Regions from separate parts of the Homo sapiens genome. Here region 2 is linked to region 1. A link is an interaction called in ENCODE POLR2A ChIA-PET data of the cell type or tissue named here. Cell type or tissue: Panc1. All regions are shown on one strand.

Region 1 (4,000 bases):
AGTCCGGCTCCCACTCCCAGTTTCTGGAGCTCTGTTCCCGTGATGGGCCCGTCTCTTGCCTCACCTTCCCGTGCAGCCAGCCAGTTGGCTGTGCCTTCCACTCCCCTCAGTCCTCACAGTGCAGCCTCTGGAACTGCTGCGGGAAGCCAGCCTTCATCCCCGCGGTATCGCCCCTACACTGTCACTCACCCATGGGCGTCCTCAGGCGTCTCCATTCTGTCGAGCTCCCCAAGTCCCCCTGCCCTCGCCAGTAGCCCCCAAGCAGTGCCCGCCAGCAGTTCCAGACAGAGGCCCAGCAGCACGGGTCCACCCCTACCACCCGCCTCACCCAGTGCCACGAGCAGACGCCCCTCCTCCCTGAGGATCTCTCCTAGGTATTTATCCCACAGGAGAGTTGCATGTGTGTTTGCGGTGCAGGGAAAGGAGATTAACACGGTTTGGAAGAAGTGCTGTGTGACACTGACTCTGTTAAATTGTTGTTTTGGGTTATTAACCTGTGTGGCTAACTAGTTTGGTAGGCACGTACTCTGAGTCCATGCTTCTGCCAGGCTCTAATCATGCTGGAAAGTTTGGGTTGCTCTATTCTATTGTGAATCCCTTTCTTCCCTTTGAGAGTTGGGGCACACAGGAACCCTTTTTGGCCTTTTGTCCTGTTGCCAGTGGTAGTTGAAATGCTATCAGACCAAGCAGGTGTGGGAGCAAATCTGGGCCTGGTGTTTTTTACTTCTGGTGAGTGGGGTGGGTCGGTTCATGTCCTGACGTGTTGAGTTTTAGTTATATGTAAGTTCAGTCTCTTAGAAGGAAGCAGTATCAGAATTCCACTAATCCAGTGGCCCCTTCTCTCAAATGTACCTGTATGTGTTTCTATAATTTAGGTGAATTATGTTTCTGCATGTCAGTGGCCAAAAGTTTTAGTGTATGGTTTATTTAAAAGGACAGCAGTTGCAAAAGCTTCTCCCCGTCTTGTTTTTTCTTTGTTCTCTGATGGCCTTTTTTGCTTTTGTTGTGGTAGTATGTACGACAATCCTTTCTCCTTCCTCTTCCTCGCACTTTCTGGGGACAGTAGTGATGAAGAAGATGAAGAAGAAGATGATGATGATGGTGATGGTGATGATGAAGGTGGTGGTGGTGGTGATGATTTTTCTTGTGTCCAGTTTGGGTCCAGGTATCAGAGGAATGGAGTCTTACCCCTGCATGTGCGTAGATGCTTAGGAACTAACTTCTATAAGCTCTAACAAGGGGCGTGCTTTGAATCCAGGCAGGATAGGGTCAAATGAGGTGGGCTCCAGAGTATATTGATGTGTTCAGACCTTCTCATGGGATAAAGTAGCACATAGGAGAATTTTCTTTTTTTCTTTCTTTCTTTCTTTTTTTTTTTTTTTTTTGAGGCAGAGTTCTGCTCTTGTTGCCCAGGCCGGAGTGCAATGGCGCAATCTCGGCTCACGGCAACTTCCTCCTCCTGGGTTCAAGTGATTCTCCTGCCTCAGACTCCCAAGTAGCTGGGATTACAGGCACCCGCCACCATGCCCGGCTAATTTTTGTATTTTTAGTAGAGACAGGGTTTTGCCAGGTTGGCCAGGCTGGTCTCGAACTCCTGACCTCAAGTGATCTGCCCGTCTTGGCCTCCCAAAATGTTGGGATTACAGGAGTGAGTCACTGTGTCTGGCCCCAGAATTTTCAGAGTTGTCGCCTGGCAAGTTTGGAGGAAAACTTTATGTATAATCATTTTTCAAAAGCATGAAAACAGATTAAAGATCAGTCATCAAGTTTATCCACCTTTAGATCTAAAATGAGGGACCCTTCATTTATCTATTGCGAGAATGTTATTGTGAACTACCAGATGTGACAACTTGTACTCTCTGAGGCATGTTTTCTTAAGTACAGTTGCATGAATTGCTGCTATTTAGTAACGGGAGAGGGGCTGGGATTTGGGGGAGGTGTGTGTGTGTGTGTGTGTGCGTGCGTGCTCCCTTCCCACCCCCTCCCAGCCTCCACCGCCCCCCTGTTCACCCCCATTGAGCTCAGTCTGGGCAATCCATCGAAGAACATATGAGGTCATACCATCTGCATAACTGTGACTTTGCTTTCATGTCTAGCCTTAAATTTCTCTTAGCACCTCCTGGACCTCAGTGAAGCCAGACCCCATTTGTTTAAAGAGCCTTTGAAATGACCGCAGAGGCTGAAACATAGTTCCGGATGTTGCTGAATGTTTACCCCTGGAAACCGAGTGAAAAGCACTACTTGGGTTGTGTAGGTGACTTTGAGCAAGAGAATATAATAGCACCTTCTTTCTAATCCTCTGACTCATTGTCTTACAATTTTGCTCTTAAATTGAAGTTTCCTGTGGACTGAGTTGGTGTTTGTGCCCAGCACTGTTCAAAAATAACTCCAGGCTATAAATAGAGACTGCAGTAGGAGTTAGGTACACTTCATTCAATTCGATGGTGTTCAGAAGAATCATTAGAGAATACGTAAAGAGACAGAGGAATGTTGATGCAAGGTTGAATATTGATTCAGGAAGGTTGATATTTGTATTACGCTGAACATTTTATCACCATTTCTCAAGTAAATTTCCCAAAGGTGAAAGTGTCTTTTTCACGTAGATAAAATCCTATTGCATGATTATAGTAATAAAGCAGGCATCCTTCCTAGGAACCAGTTTCCACATGGTAAAAGTGCTGTGTTACCTGTTTTACTGTAAATTTTCTGTGGGAGAAATTCTCTCTCCCTGGCCTATTTAGTTGTGACTTTCTCTAACAACCGTATCAGATTGTGTGCTGCTTTTACTAATACCTCTCTTTCTGGACTTCTAACACCCCAGCCTTGCCTCAGATCTAAATTCTCTCCCTACTAGGAGGAATAAAATGTACCAAGTGTATAAAAATAGCTGCAAATACTCATGGAGCATTGTGCGCCAGATGTGGTGTCAGCTCTGTCCATGTATCAGCCCCTTTACTCCTCGCTGTAGCCTGCTGTGAGGAAGTGGCAGGGGGAACGGGGGGGCCGGGGGGACAGACAAGAGGGTCAAAATCATAGAAATGCATTCAGACTTGAGCATCCTGAATCCAGACTCATGTTCACCACCGCACCGTGCTGCCACCCACTTTTCCATTTCTGCCCAAATAGGTCTTGTTTGTTCTTGTTCCTTACTACTGTTTTTGCTGCCGAGAGTCTGTGCATCTACTCGGTTCCTTTGGCAGGGAAGTGCCAGCATTTCACTCCTTAATTACAAAATGCCATCCCAGTCAGTTGATATGTCCCTTGTTGGCCGTTACAGTGAACTGTGATCATCCAGATTTTGGCAGCTTATAGGTTCTTAGTTGATATAAAAAAGAATGCCAAAGCATGGGTAAAAATACATGACATAACTATGTAAACAAGTAGAAGAACTTAGGGTTCTTCTAAGTAGGGTCAGAGCCAAGATGAGCTAGCAAAAAACCTTGTTACTTTTTTTTTTTTGAGACGGAGTCTTGCTTTGTCACCCAAGCTGGAGTGCAGTGGAGCGATCTCGGCTCACTGCAACCTCCACCTCCTGGGTTTAAGCAATTCTCGTGCCTCAGCCTCCCAAGTAGCTGGGATTACAGGTGCATGCCACCACACCTGGCTAATTTTTGTATTTTTAGCAGAGACAGGATTTCACCATGTTGGCCAGAGTGGTCTCAAACTCCACACCTCAGGTGATCTGCCCACCTCGGCCTCCCAGAGTCTCAAACTTCTGACCTCAGGTGGTCCGCCCACCTCGGCCTCCCAAATTGCTGGGATTACAGGCGTGAGCCACTGCGTCCAGCCAAAACCTTGTTACTTTGAGCAGTCAGCAAAGAAATAGTACTTTATCCTTCCCCCTTTCTCATTGATCTTCCCAGAATTTTTTTACTCTGAAGTAAGCAATTTTAACACTCACTTCTTGCCTGGTAAGACTAATGTCATAGAAGAAAGAATCATCAGGGGTTGGATCGCTCTCTCCATCTGCTGGCCCAGTGGATTCGATGTCTTATAAATC
Region 2 (4,000 bases), 200 kb after region 1:
TGGGAGGCCAAGGTGGGTGGATCACCTGAAGTCAGGAGTTCAAGACCAGCCGGGCCAACATGGTGAAACCCCATCTCTACCAAAAATGCAAAAATTAGGTAGGCGTGGTGGCAGGTGCCTGTAGTCCCAGCTACTCGGGAGGCTGAGGCAGGAGAATTACTTGAACCCAAGAGGTGGAGGTTGCAGTGAGCCGAGATCGGGCACTCCAGCCTGGGCGACAGAGCAAGATTCTGTCTCAAAAAAAAAAGAAACAAAGAAAGAAAGTAAAGCAATAAAGAATGGCTACTTCATAGGCAGAGCAGCTGAGTATTTTCTTTTCCCAGCAACTTTTATCTCCCGAATAGAAATTCTTTCTAATCCCACTTACTATTTGGAATTCTAAATCCAACATTGCTTTCCCAGAGATCCATGTTATCAAGATTTGCTTGTATTAGTTAAGAGCGATTGCTTATTATCTATACAGCCCTTGAAATTACATTGTTGTGAAGTCAGGCTGCTGTTTTAGGGCTAAGTAAGGTTTTCTGAAAAAGAGGCAATGGTGCAAAGACAGCTGGAAAGACAGAGTTAAACATACCTTTTAAAGTGGATCAATTTTATGTAACCAGAGTATGATCTTTCTGTTTTATGTGTTTATTGGAAGAGTTGTCACTTAAAGTGATATTCCTCAAATAGCTAAAAATGTCCTGGGTTTTCTAGATAGAAAATATCTCTAAGTTGTACTTATTAAAATGTGACTTGGGGAATTTTAAATTATATTCAGTGGAAGTATATTTGCCCAGCTTTATTTTTGTTCGGGTAATTTATTTCTCAAAATTTTGGAGGTGAGGTCTTTATTGATTTGTGTGTGTGAAAAACAAGACAAAACACACCCACTATGAGGATCCTTTAAAAAAAAAGCTTTCTTGTTATCCAGATAACACACTTTAATCGTACGACGGAAATGGATACATTTAACATGACAAAAAATAGCAAATCCTCTGCTCATGGAAAGATGATTTCCAAACCCTCTTGTCTTACAGAAGAAAACATTTGGTTGACTAAGAACTGACATGGTCTGCTCATAGGGATTCTTAGCATTTTTAACATCATCCCTGTTTGACTGCTTCTTTTTCTACATTCTCATCTTCTAACTTTTTTCTAGGGCTGCTCTTTTTAGTAAAGCTAAACAAAACCTGGCGTCCTACAGCCTTACTAACCTTTGTTAATCCGCCTGCTCGTCACATCTTTGTATGGCATCTGTGCTCACTCATGGGGGAAAGAGATTCTGGAAGAAGCAACAGCAATAACCAAGGCAAATGTGGGGAAGTGTCTGCATGGGTTGTTAGCATGATGTGTGGGGCCTAGGTTTTACTTCATTTTCTTCGAATAGTGAGGTCGTTAAGTCACGCCATTTGAATAATTTTGTATGACCATAGGGTGACATACTCATCCCTGTTGTCAATTCTCCTAAGAAATTTGGTGGCAAATTTCATCACTTAAGCCAGAAAGTGGAAATTTGGATTAGGGATGCCAAATAAGCAAATCTTTATATTGATAGAAATGTACATAGGCGTATGTCTTAATAGACTTCCACATTATTGAGGGGTTTTTTTTGGTTTTGTTTTGTTTTTTAGTTTTTTTGGTCTTATTTTTAAATTTGGTTAAGGCTTTTTTGCTTGCTTTTTCTTCGATTTAATTTTCCTTTTTTACATTTTAATTTTGGTTATTTTGGGGCCATTTTTTGATTTTGTTTTTCCAAAGGACGCGGATTCTGATAGCGGGGACGATTCTGACAAGAGGTCGTGTGAAGAGAGCTGGAAACTGATTACTTCTCTGAGAGAAAAGCTACCTCCCAGCAAGTTGCAAACCATTGTTAAAAAATGTGGCCTCCCAAGCAGTGGGAAGAAACGTGAACCAATTAAAATGTATCAGATACCCCAAAGAAGGCGCTTGAGTAAAGATTCCAAGTGGGTCACAATCTCAGATCTTAAAATTCAGGCTGTCAAAGAGATTTGCTATGAGGTTGCTCTCAATGACTTCAGGCACAGTCGGCAGGAGATTGAAGCCCTGGCCATTGTCAAGATGAAGGAGCTTTGTGCCATGTATGGCAAGAAAGACCCCAATGAGCGGGACTCCTGGAGGGCAGTGGCCAGGGACGTCTGGGATACCGTCGGTGTTGGGGATGAGAAGATCGAAGACGTCATGGCCACTGGGAAAGGCAGCACTGATGTAGATGACCTCAAGGTTCATATAGACAAGCTGGAAGATATTTTGCAAGAAGTCAAAAAGCAAAATAACATGAAAGACGAGGAGATAAAAGTCTTAAGAAATAAAATGCTCAAAATGGAAAAAGTCTTGCCACTGATCGGATCTCAGGAACAGAAAAGCCCAGGAAGCCACAAAGCAAAGGAGCCTGTTGGTGCTGGTGTTAGTAGCACCTCTGAGAATAATGTAAGTAAAGGAGACAATGGAGAACTTGCAAAAGAAGAACGTGTTTCCCAGCTGATGAATGGGGATCCAGCTTTTAGACGTGGACGTCTGCGCTGGATGAGGCAAGAGCAAATTCGGTTTAAGAACTTGCAACAGCAGGAGATAACAAAGCAGCTTCGTCGGCAGAATGTACCTCATAGGTTCATCCCTCCTGAGAACCGGAAGCCCCGCTTCCCCTTTAAGAGCAACCCTAAACACAGAAACTCTTGGAGTCCTGGGACACATATCATCATAACAGAAGATGAGGTTATAGAGCTTAGGATTCCAAAAGACGATGAAGCAAGGAAAGGGAATAAAGAAGAGAGCCAAGAAAAAGGGGGTAAAGGAGCTTTTAAGGATCCCCAGTTTCCATGGGGCTCTCAAGGAATGAGAAGTCAAGATCACATCCAAGTTAGCAAGCAGCACATTAATAATCAGCAACAGCCACCTCAACTACGTTGGAGAAGCAATTCTCTCAATAATGGCCAGCCGAAAAGTACGCGCTGCCAGGCATCTGCCTCCGCGGAGTCATTAAACTCCCACAGTGGTCACCCCACTGCTGATGTACAGACTTTCCAGGCAAAGCGCCATATTCATCAACACCGTCAGTCTTACTGTAATTATAACACTGGAGGTCAGTTAGAGGGCAATGCAGCCACTTCCTATCAGAAGCAGACTGACAAACCCAGCCACTGTAGCCAGTTTGTGACACCTCCGCGGATGAGGAGACAGTTCTCAGCACCCAATCTCAAAGCTGGTCGAGAAACCACAGTATAAATCAGTTACTGGACAAACTTGAAATCATGGTGGAAGAAACAGACAGTGTTAGCTCATGATTTGATTTGGTTCTACCTTTGGCCTTGAGTTCTTATTATTTACATTATAAATATTAACTGGTTTTATATTGTTAAGACAAAACACTGGTAAAAGTTTCAACACCTCCCTTTTGCTTGTATACCATAAATGGGCAGTTTCTGAAATTTTGGATAAAGCATCAAGAACTCCTTTTTCTGAAACGTTCCTCCTTTTTTAGTGCCTAATTAATATACTTACTTACACAGACTTGTCCCATCTTGATGTAAGTTTGTTATGTTTTTATAATGCCTATAAATTAATCTGACATCCAGAAAGACCTGCCTCTTAGTTTATGCAGACATTCAAAAGGAGAATTTGATAAGCAGAATTAAATGTCTGTTATTCATAAATGTTAGAAATTGGTTTAAAAATAATAACATGCAACTGGGTGGGCACAGCTTTGGATTTCTCATCCACGTCTGTTCCCTTCTTTAAATATGATTAGAATTTTCGTAAGCCAAAACTAAAGGTCTTCAAACATATCTTGCAATACATAGCTTTGCATCTTCCACACAACTTCCACGTCTTCTTTTATTCTGTATTTTACAAAAAACTCATATAATGGTTTTTTCTTTTGAATGTATCAGAATATGTATGAAATTTGTCATATCAGAATCTATAAATTGGCACTGTGTCTGGGATTCTGTTTGTGGTTTGCATTTTGAAGTTCAATGTATCATTTGACACACATGCACAC

The links. ChIA-PET counts read pairs that join two places held together with the same protein. Peaks named below come from ENCODE experiments on the same cell type or tissue, not always from the same donor. Only the 100,000 strongest peaks of a DNase experiment are listed, where the experiment ranks them.
Region 2: POLR2A ChIA-PET joins it to region 1 with 22 read pairs; 3 of 35 experiments call an interaction of 5 or more read pairs at or near these places.

What each region holds. Positions count from the first base shown.
Region 1 is chr1:10,106,210-10,110,209 of GRCh38, forward strand. It overlaps UBE4B (ubiquitination factor E4B), which reads left to right. Exons shown (of 28, transcript NM_001105562.3): 7 at 1-374. Among named protein-coding and RNA genes, the nearest start is that of UBE4B, 75 kb to the left of the region's middle. RefSeq lists an enhancer at 2,515-3,015. In Panc1, no CTCF peak of the experiment used is centred here; a DNase peak (open chromatin) is centred at 2,302.
Region 2 is chr1:10,301,423-10,305,422 of GRCh38, forward strand. All of the region lies in intron 22 of KIF1B (kinesin family member 1B), which reads left to right. Among named protein-coding and RNA genes, the nearest start is that of KIF1B, 93 kb to the left of the region's middle. In Panc1, no CTCF peak of the experiment used is centred here; no DNase peak of the experiment used is centred here.